Regions from separate parts of the Homo sapiens genome. Here region 1 is linked to region 2. Evidence: chromatin loops called from intact Hi-C (ENCODE). Cell type or tissue: PC-3. All regions are shown on one strand. Each heading gives the region's core, and the rest is flanking DNA. Links, peaks and the distances in the headings are about the cores only.

Evidence for each region. Peaks named below come from ENCODE experiments on the same cell type or tissue, not always from the same donor. Only the 100,000 strongest peaks of a DNase experiment are listed, where the experiment ranks them.
Region 1: it touches region 2 in a loop (12-fold over the local background); 70 of 110 quality-filtered maps call a loop at or near these places.

Annotation. Positions count from the first base shown.
Region 1 is chr6:49,847,955-49,852,320 of GRCh38, forward strand. It overlaps CRISP1 (cysteine rich secretory protein 1), which reads right to left. Exons shown (of 8, transcript NM_001131.3): 3 at 4,047-4,175; 4 at 255-345. Among named protein-coding and RNA genes, the nearest start is that of CRISP1, 16 kb to the right of the region's middle. In PC-3, for the core only: a CTCF peak has its summit at 1,807 (motif pointing left); a DNase peak (open chromatin) is centred at 1,797.
Region 2 is chr6:49,530,381-49,534,746 of GRCh38, forward strand. No RefSeq gene overlaps it. Among named protein-coding and RNA genes, the nearest start is that of C6orf141, 18 kb to the right of the region's middle. In PC-3, for the core only: a CTCF peak has its summit at 1,901 (motif pointing right); DNase peaks (open chromatin) are centred at 231 and 1,861; H3K4me3 peaks cover 794 bases; H3K27ac peaks cover 376 bases.

The DNA.
Region 1 (4,366 bases), core at 165-4,164, 320 kb after region 2:
TTCATTTCTCCTGATGGTCAGAACTTGGAATCTGAAAACTCCAGAACTTGGAATCTGAAAACTTAAAGATATAAACCTTAAAAATTAATGAGTTAAAACAGTGTAATAGTCCACAATTCACTGCCTTGTATGACCCAGTGCAAATGAGGAAATCTAGATGACTTAATTTACTTTCATCAGGGTACATAACAATCCCTGTTTTACTATTTTTTTTTTTTTTAGTCCAAAGGCGGGTCATATAGATACACACTTACTTGGAAGTCTCCTCTCAAGGGGGTTGCTCTCTGTCATATCACAATACTTTGAAAAAATTCTGGCATTTTGTGCAGCCTCTTCACTCCAACTCTGTAGTGGAAAGAAAAAAAAAGCACATGTTCCAATTAATATTTTCATAAGATTCTAATTTATTGTTTTTAATAATCCACGAGATATAATATCTTCAATTGTATCAACTAGAAATTTAAATAATGAGATTACTATTAAACGTTCTAGTAGAAAGAGAAAGACAACAATTTCAATTTATTATGTTGGCCCTTGAATTCACAAATTCAAAACTTGGTAATTACATTCAGAGATAGATTCTCTCTCAGATGTAGTAGAGAATTTAAGTAAATGCTTCCAGGGAAACAGACCAGAGTTACTTAGTAATTTATTTGTAGTTTAAACTCAGACATGTTATTTTATCTCTTTGAATCTCAGTTTATCCATCTGGAAACTGTTACCTGTAATTTATGCCCAAAGGTTTGTTCAAATGTGATATTCCAAGGAATACAACTGAGATGTGACAAATCTTCTGTATTGAATAAATGCTGGCTGTGATTAGAAGCAAGTATAGAGTCATATTTCCATCTAAAATTATGAATAACAAAAATAAAAGCTAACACCACATGCCAGAATCTGTCACCAATTCTGTGTGTATCTTCTCTCACTTTAACCTCATGGCAACTCTACAAAAAAAAAATATTATATCCATTTGTAAATAAGGGAAATAAGGCACAGAGATGTTAAGTAACTTTTCGGGGTCACACTATAAATAACTGACAAAATAAGAATTTGAATCCACTTAGGATGGCTTCAGAGTATGTGTTCTTGACTCTCAGTGTGCATCAACTGTGCTGAGTTGAAGCATTTGGTCAGGTATGACTAAGTAACAGCTGTTCTCCCAATGCAGAAAGGGAGAAATTCTGCATCTGTAAGTATGACACTCTGTGATAAATGATCTCCCTAACAGTCTCCTATCATTGTGGTGTATATGAAACTGCCCAATTTTTACAAAGAACTGAGCCTATGAACATTTGTCTTATCTGAGTTCCTTTGTCAGGAAACCCACCATCGGGCCCCGCAGGTGGTAGCAGGGAACTGAGGCTTTCCTGATCACCACACCTGGTCAAGGAGACACAGCTGCTGCCTGTTGACCAAATCCTCTTCCTTGTCCCTCTTGTTTTCTGTCCCTCCTATATAAACTTTTAACTTTGGTTGGTTAGGGAGAGGGAGGGATTTGACAGTCAGGCTGACATCACCCTCATGAAAGCCTTTCTTCCCAGGCAATGGGCAATACTCATTTTTGTGCTGCAAGCAACTAGACCTTGGCTGAACCCCTGGTGTTCAGCAGCATATACATCCATTTAAAAGAATACCCTTATATGTGCATATAACAGATTGCCAACAGAAGTCATAGAGTTTGTTTTTACTATAAGTTTTTATGTAAATCATTCAGCTACTGTTTAGACTGTTTGGAGGACACTCATTTTCAGTGTCGTCCTGAGCATGTAGTTTAATTATAATATGTATTTGCTGCCATCTTGTGGTCAATGTTTAGAATTACCCTTGGGGTTGATGAATTTACTAAACCGTGAGATGAATTAAATAACTTATTAGCCTAGCACTGGGTAAAACCATGGTTTTGTAGGTTTTGATAGTTTCAAACAAAAAAAAATATTTTAGTCATGGCTATGTCTAACTGATAAGCAGAGAGGACACAACACATCTACCAGTGTATAGCCTCTCTGGGCTGGGGGAATACCATGGCATTCACTACTAAGAACAAAAAACCAAACACCGCATATTCTCACTCATAGGTGGGAATTGAACAATGAGAACACATGGACACAGGAAGGGGAACATCACACTCTGGGGACAGTTGTGGGGTGGGGGGAGGGGGAGGGATAGCATTAGAAGATATACCTAATGCTAAATGACGAGTTAATGGGTGCAGCACACCAGCATGGCACATGTATACATATGTAACTAACCTGCACATTGTGCACATGTACCCTAAAACTTAAAGTATAATAATAATAAAATAAAATAAAAAAAGAAAACTTACCGGAACTGGAACTTATCTGGTTAAAATATAGCAGGATGTTTGCACTTTGAAGATGATGTATAGGACATTACCTCTGATTAATGTTGGTGAGATACTCCTTTTTTGAGACATATTCAAAATTAAAATTAAAGTTTGTATTTATGATCGTACCAAAGCTCTGAATTCCAGCTTTAACAAGTGACTCTACTTAGGTTCTAATATTGTGTTCAGAAACTTTTTTTTTTAAAGAAAATCTCTGCCTGGTAATTGTGGTTAACTCTTCAGTCCTATTGTTCCTTAAATTTGCTGTTGCTACTTCTAATCCTATACATGTCCTATGCATTGTTTGTGGAGCAGCTGAACTCTCGTATTTCCTTTGAAATATTTCTCAGTTTTACTGGTACACTTACTTTTATCGTCTTCTTGATATTTCATATCTTTTTGTGTTAGTACTTGAATATATGTATTCTTGTATTTTTCCAGTGTTTTTTCTGTATTTGCCTTTCATCTCCAATCTGAAATCGGAGGCTATATTTTTTACTTTTCTTTAACTCTGTTTGTACCTCCTAGGTAAACTTATTTGCTCATCTGGCAACCAAGGAATTTGGACTCTACTTCTCCAGCTCCTCAGATCTGGCCCACTTGCATTTTAATCTGGGCCCCAGTCCTTAAGATTTTGAATAAGCTACTCAATTTTTCTTAGGTTCAGTGTCATAATATGTAAAATGAAGACAATTTTATTGGGAGAAGGAAGTGAGTTAATGTAACAAGGTATTAGAAAAATGCCTGTAAATAATAAACACATGTATGTTGGCTACAACACCATGCAGGAATGCCTATGAAAGCTATTGATTTTTATTTTTAGTTCAAATACCCCTTTGGATTTTAAAGTGATTAAGAGATAAATCTCAAAATCATTTATGTATTTCCTTGTTTCATCCTCTTCATCATTTGCAAGAGAAAGGTGCTCCTTAGAATCACCCTCCAGAGCCTGCACTATTTCTAACCCTTGTTGCTACAGGCCGGTCCAGGGTTCAAGGAAGCAGGCTGAGGGTGCTCATGAAACTGAGTGATACTGCTGGATAACAAATGTGAGGGTAATCACCTAAACACCTGAGACTTCCCTAAATTTGTCTTGTAGCAGAGCATAGCAGGTTTATAATGAAATAATTTCTCTTCCTATTTATGGGATGCAATGAAACTGGGGGATAAATTTGCCAATATTTATTTACCTGGCCACATCAACTAACTAGATATCTGGATATTTTAATTCTAGGAAGAGTGTCTTAGCCTCTGGACTACTGCCCAATGAAGACAGCTATGAAATGCATGGATAACTTGTTAATCAATATTTGTCGTGTGTACTGGCAGCATCAGCATCAGCTGGGAGCTTGTGGTGGTCTCCAGGTCAGACCTCATGAATCAGGATATCAGAGAGTGAGACCCAGGAAAGTGTGCTTTACTAAGTTCTTCAGGTGATTCTTGAGTACATTAAAGGTTGAGAAGCACTGTCTTAGGGTGTGGAGGAATGAAGCTAGACTGGCTGAGCTCTGTCATTGACTAACCATATAATCATCAGAAAGTTACTTACCTTCTCTGGACCTCTGTTTCTTCTGCTATGTAAAAGATTTGTTGTGAAGATAAAACTTTTAGCACTTTGAAAGTGCATAGAACTTAATAAAACTCAGTAAACACCATTACTATTATTGCAATCATGGTTGTTGCTATTTTTTGATCTTACCATCTTCAGCATGTTGCTGGCTGGTGGAACTACTCTTCTCCTGAGGGCGTTGTGTATATTAACGATCTCTTCTTGTACATTTGGCAAGTCGGTGACGAGCTTATTAAATTGGTCTCTAGCTGATTTCTTCTGTTACCAGAAAAATATTAATTAGTGTTACTTCTTTTAAGTGGAATTTGTCACATATATTTTGCAGACCTATAGGTAATGCAAATTTATAGTTTATATTAAACAGTGATTTATAGCATTTTTGAATTTATAATGTCTCATTATATTGGATTCCATTTCTCCAGTACTAATTTTGAGGATTTCTCAACGTC
Region 2 (4,366 bases), core at 161-4,160:
CTATATCTGTAGAAGTCAGGAAGTAATTACCCTTCAGAAGGATAGTAAGTAAAACTGGACATGAAATGGCTTCTGGATTTCCAGTAATATTCTGATTCTTGACTTGGGTGGGTTACAAAGGTGTGTTCACTTTGTAACACTTTGTTACACAGCTGTGTTCCACTTGGTAACACAAGTATGTTCCCTCCAGCCCTGACTTAGCCAGGCCCTTCCCTGCTGGGCTCAGTCTTTCCATAGGCAAATCTGCATGACTAACCACCTCCTCCTCGCCCCCTGTGAGTCAGGGCCTAGAGCATATGATTATCAAGCTATATAATTATGATATATCTACTTTTCTGTATGCAAGTTGTACTGCAATAAGGAATATTCGTTAATAAAAAACAGGCCTGAAATCTGGAAAAAAAATGCATATTTCCATTACATAAAAATCCCACTTTTTAAAATTTATATTGGTATAATATAAAAGTATGCAAAGATTTGTATAAAAGGATGTTTATTACAGCATTGTGTGTAAAGGTGAAAAAACCTAAATATTTTAAGTAATTCACTGGTTAAATATAGTACAAGCATTCGATGAAATTTTATGGAGTACTAGAAAACTAGGTTTGGTGATACAGAAAAGATGTACATAATAACACTAAATGCAAAAACAATTACAGAAAATATGTGTAATCCATTTGAAATTCAACTGTGAAGGTAAAGAGGGGGCAAGTATGTAGGTAAATAGTTTTGAAGACAGTTTAATAGGTTTTATTAAAGGTAAAAGTTGGTAAATGGTGGCACGTATTTTATGGTGTGGCTATGGTTAGATATAATGATAAAGGGAGTCAGTACAGGCAACATGCTCAGCTTCCTGAGACGTGTGTTTCTCTGTTTGGGATAAATCTTGACTAGGTTTTGTAAGCATCTGTATATTTTAGCAAGAATGAGTATTCAGTCTGCCTAAGAATCACTGAAGAGACATAGAGGGGAATAACTGAAAATTCAACTGCTCAAACTTTGGGAGCAAGAGAGGGAAGTGCAATTGTGGGGAACATTTATACAGCCTCTAAAATAGAATCTCATTTAATAATACAAGATTTGATTCTGTTAATTTTGCATTTTTTTAGTCACTAAGTTTTGTTCAGTGATTTGAATTTTCAGAAAGAACATGAGATAAATATATATTAAATTTCCTTAAGCTGTCCTTGATACACCTCAAATTTTGTATCCTTTTTCTAACCTCAATAAATACTAGGGGCAAGGAAAAAATGACAATGAAAGTAAAAGGTAGCAGATGGAGTAACAAAACATGGAGTACAAATATTATTTCTTCCTTCTTGCCTGAAATGGTTGGATTAAAATTATTTGTTTCAGTGGGGAAAATGAAGATAGTAGAAACATAAAATACATATTTTTTTTTCTACATCAGTGTGGCTAGTTAACATTTCCTAAGCTTCTCATAGCCCAGGGTTCTCAATCCAAGCTCCAACAATAAAACCTAATCATTAATAACACTTTGCTTTTTCTGATCTTGGCCCTGAAGGATGGAATAAAAGAAGGAAGATAGTCATTCCTAGTGTCTCCTTTTTTCCTTACCCCCTCCCACCTCAGTAGTTCTAGTGTCATATGTGTTCCCAGGACTGTCCCAATTTTGTTCACCACTTGAGGAAATTTTTTCCTTGAGACAACTTGTTCACTTCTTAATCTTGCTCTAGTGACTTAAAAAATTACAAAACGCATAGCTAATGTCTGAATTTTCCTCTTACTAATTTATGTGCAATTTTCCCTTCCACCAACAGGTGTATGTGTTTCCAAGGCAAAATATGCTTTAGGTTTTAAACACTGTTTGTTACAAGACATTGCTTATGATAGGACTATGAGACATTCAGTTAATACTATGTAGTTATTGCAGTGAACACTAGATGTCAGATTTTACTTCTAGATTATTTCCCAATAGAGGGCGCACTTGAATTGTTTCTAAACATTTCATTAGAATTTTTGCCGCATTTTGAACTATTTCCTTTCAGCAGATTCCTATAAGCTTAACTACTATATCAAAGGATATGAACATTTTTAAATCTAAACATATAATGTGTAACATTTGTTTCAAATGATTGTGCCAACCTATCCCATTTGACCTCACTGTCCCAGAGCTGAGTAGTTCTTTTTTCTTTTTCTTTCTTTTCTTTTTTTTTTTTTTTTTTGTTGTTGTTGTTGTTGGTTTGTTTCTTTTTTAAGGCAGAATCTCGCTCTGTCGCCAGGCTGGAGTACAGTGGCGCGATCTTGGCTCACTGCAATCTCCACCTCCCGGGTTCAAGCAATTCTCCTGCCTCAGCCTCCCAAGTAGCTGGGATTACAGGCATGGACCACCACACCCAGCTGATTTTTGTAGTTTTAGTAAAGACGGGGTTTCACCATGTTGGTCAGGATAGTCTCGATCTCCTGACCTCGTGATCCACTCGCCTTGGCCTCCCAAAGTGCTGGGATTACAGGCGTGAGCCACCACACCTGGCCAAGCAATTGTTTTACATTGTAAGTGATGGATAACAAGATCTTGCTAATTTGATTGGGAGGGGAGCACTTATGTTTACTGGAATTTATGGGTCTTCGATTTTTAGCAAGATTATTGTCATCATTTTTAATACTCTTTTGCAATGATACAAATTATTTCTGTATACCTGCTAGATTCTTGCTGTATTTTTAAACCATTAACTACAAGAGACTGTTTACCTATTGAGAATATAAGGCCCTTTGTTATTTGCTGCAAAAATTTCAGACTTTTATTCATGTAATAGACTAATATTCATGTAATAGAATATTAGATATGATGCTTTTAAATCTTTTAAATATTTGACATTTCTATTCTATCAATCTTTTACTTTTATTTTTACATTGCTTTATTTTAAAATTTAAAAAGTTATTTTAAAATGTCATGAAATAAATCTTTATTACAAAAATTGAAATTGAACAGTATATAACTACATACATATAAAGTATACAGTGAGTTTCTAGTCTCTCATCTCTCATGCCTGCTACTTTCCAAGAATAACAATTGTTAATAGTTTATATATCCATCCAGAATTCTCTCCATATGTGTTTGTGTGTGCATATTACATAATAAAAACACATAAATATACTTTGTCACTTATAAAGTGGAATCACATCGTATATTGCTTTGCAACTTAGTTTTCAACTCAACAATATAGCTTGAGTATCTTTTCATGTTAGTTCATACAGATTTTTCTTATTTTATTTTAGATTCAGGAGCTACATATGCTTGTTTGTTACATGGGTATATTGCATACTGGGGAGGATTGAGCTTCCAATGTACCCAAAACCCAAATAGTGAACATTTTATCTAATAGGTAAATTTTCAACATTATCCCTCCTCACATTCTCCCCACTTTTGGATCCCCATATCAATTTTTCTTTCTTTTCCTCTTTTTTTTTTTTTTTTTTTTTTTTTGAAACAGAGTCTTGCTCTGGCGCCAGGCTGGAGTGCAGTAGCACGATTTCAGCTCACTGCAACCTCCGCCTCCCGGATTCTCCTGCCTCAGCCTCCCGAGTAGCTGGAATTACAGGCATGTGCCACCATGCCCGGCTAATTTTGTATTTTTAGTAGAGACAGGGTTTCACCATGTTGGCCAGGATGGTCTGGAACTCCTGAGCTCATGATCCGCCCACCTCAGCCTCCCAAAGTGCTGGGATTACAGTCATGAGCCATTGCCCCCTGCCTCTTTTTTTAATGATTATGCTAAAAATTGTATTCCACTCAAGATTCAGTGACTTAAGTCTTGTTCTAAAAATCTAATTGTTTGATTTTTTTTGCTTTTCATTATTATATGTAAATTTAGTGGTTTGAAGTTTTGTGTTTAATTAAATACATAAGAAATGTATTTTGGTTTGTGATGTGAACTGGTCTAATTTTATTTATTAACTATTAAGAAGTTTTCCAAGCAATATTTATAAATAAGAGACATGAGCCTTTTTAATAGCAATGACTTAAGTATTAACATATGTGTTCAAGTCACAAATGAGTTCATCATAATTAGTTCTTACCTATTTATTAAAAGATATCCAAGGTCTTATACTGAAGCGGTTCTACTTTGCCTTACTTGCTGGTTTTATTGGTAAAAGTAGAAAAATGATGTTTCTTTTAAAGTGTTCTATTATTTGTGGAAATATCTTCTTTTGAATAGGACACTCAACATTATGTTTATCTTTATTATATGTCAATTGTATGGGGAAAATACAAGTTTTTTTAATTTTTGACTTTCTGGGGCTAGATAAGTTTATTCTAGAGTTCACATGTAAAATAAATAGGTAAGAGTAGCAATACAAAGTCTGAAACAGCAAGATAAAAGAATAGGTTAACCTCACCAGT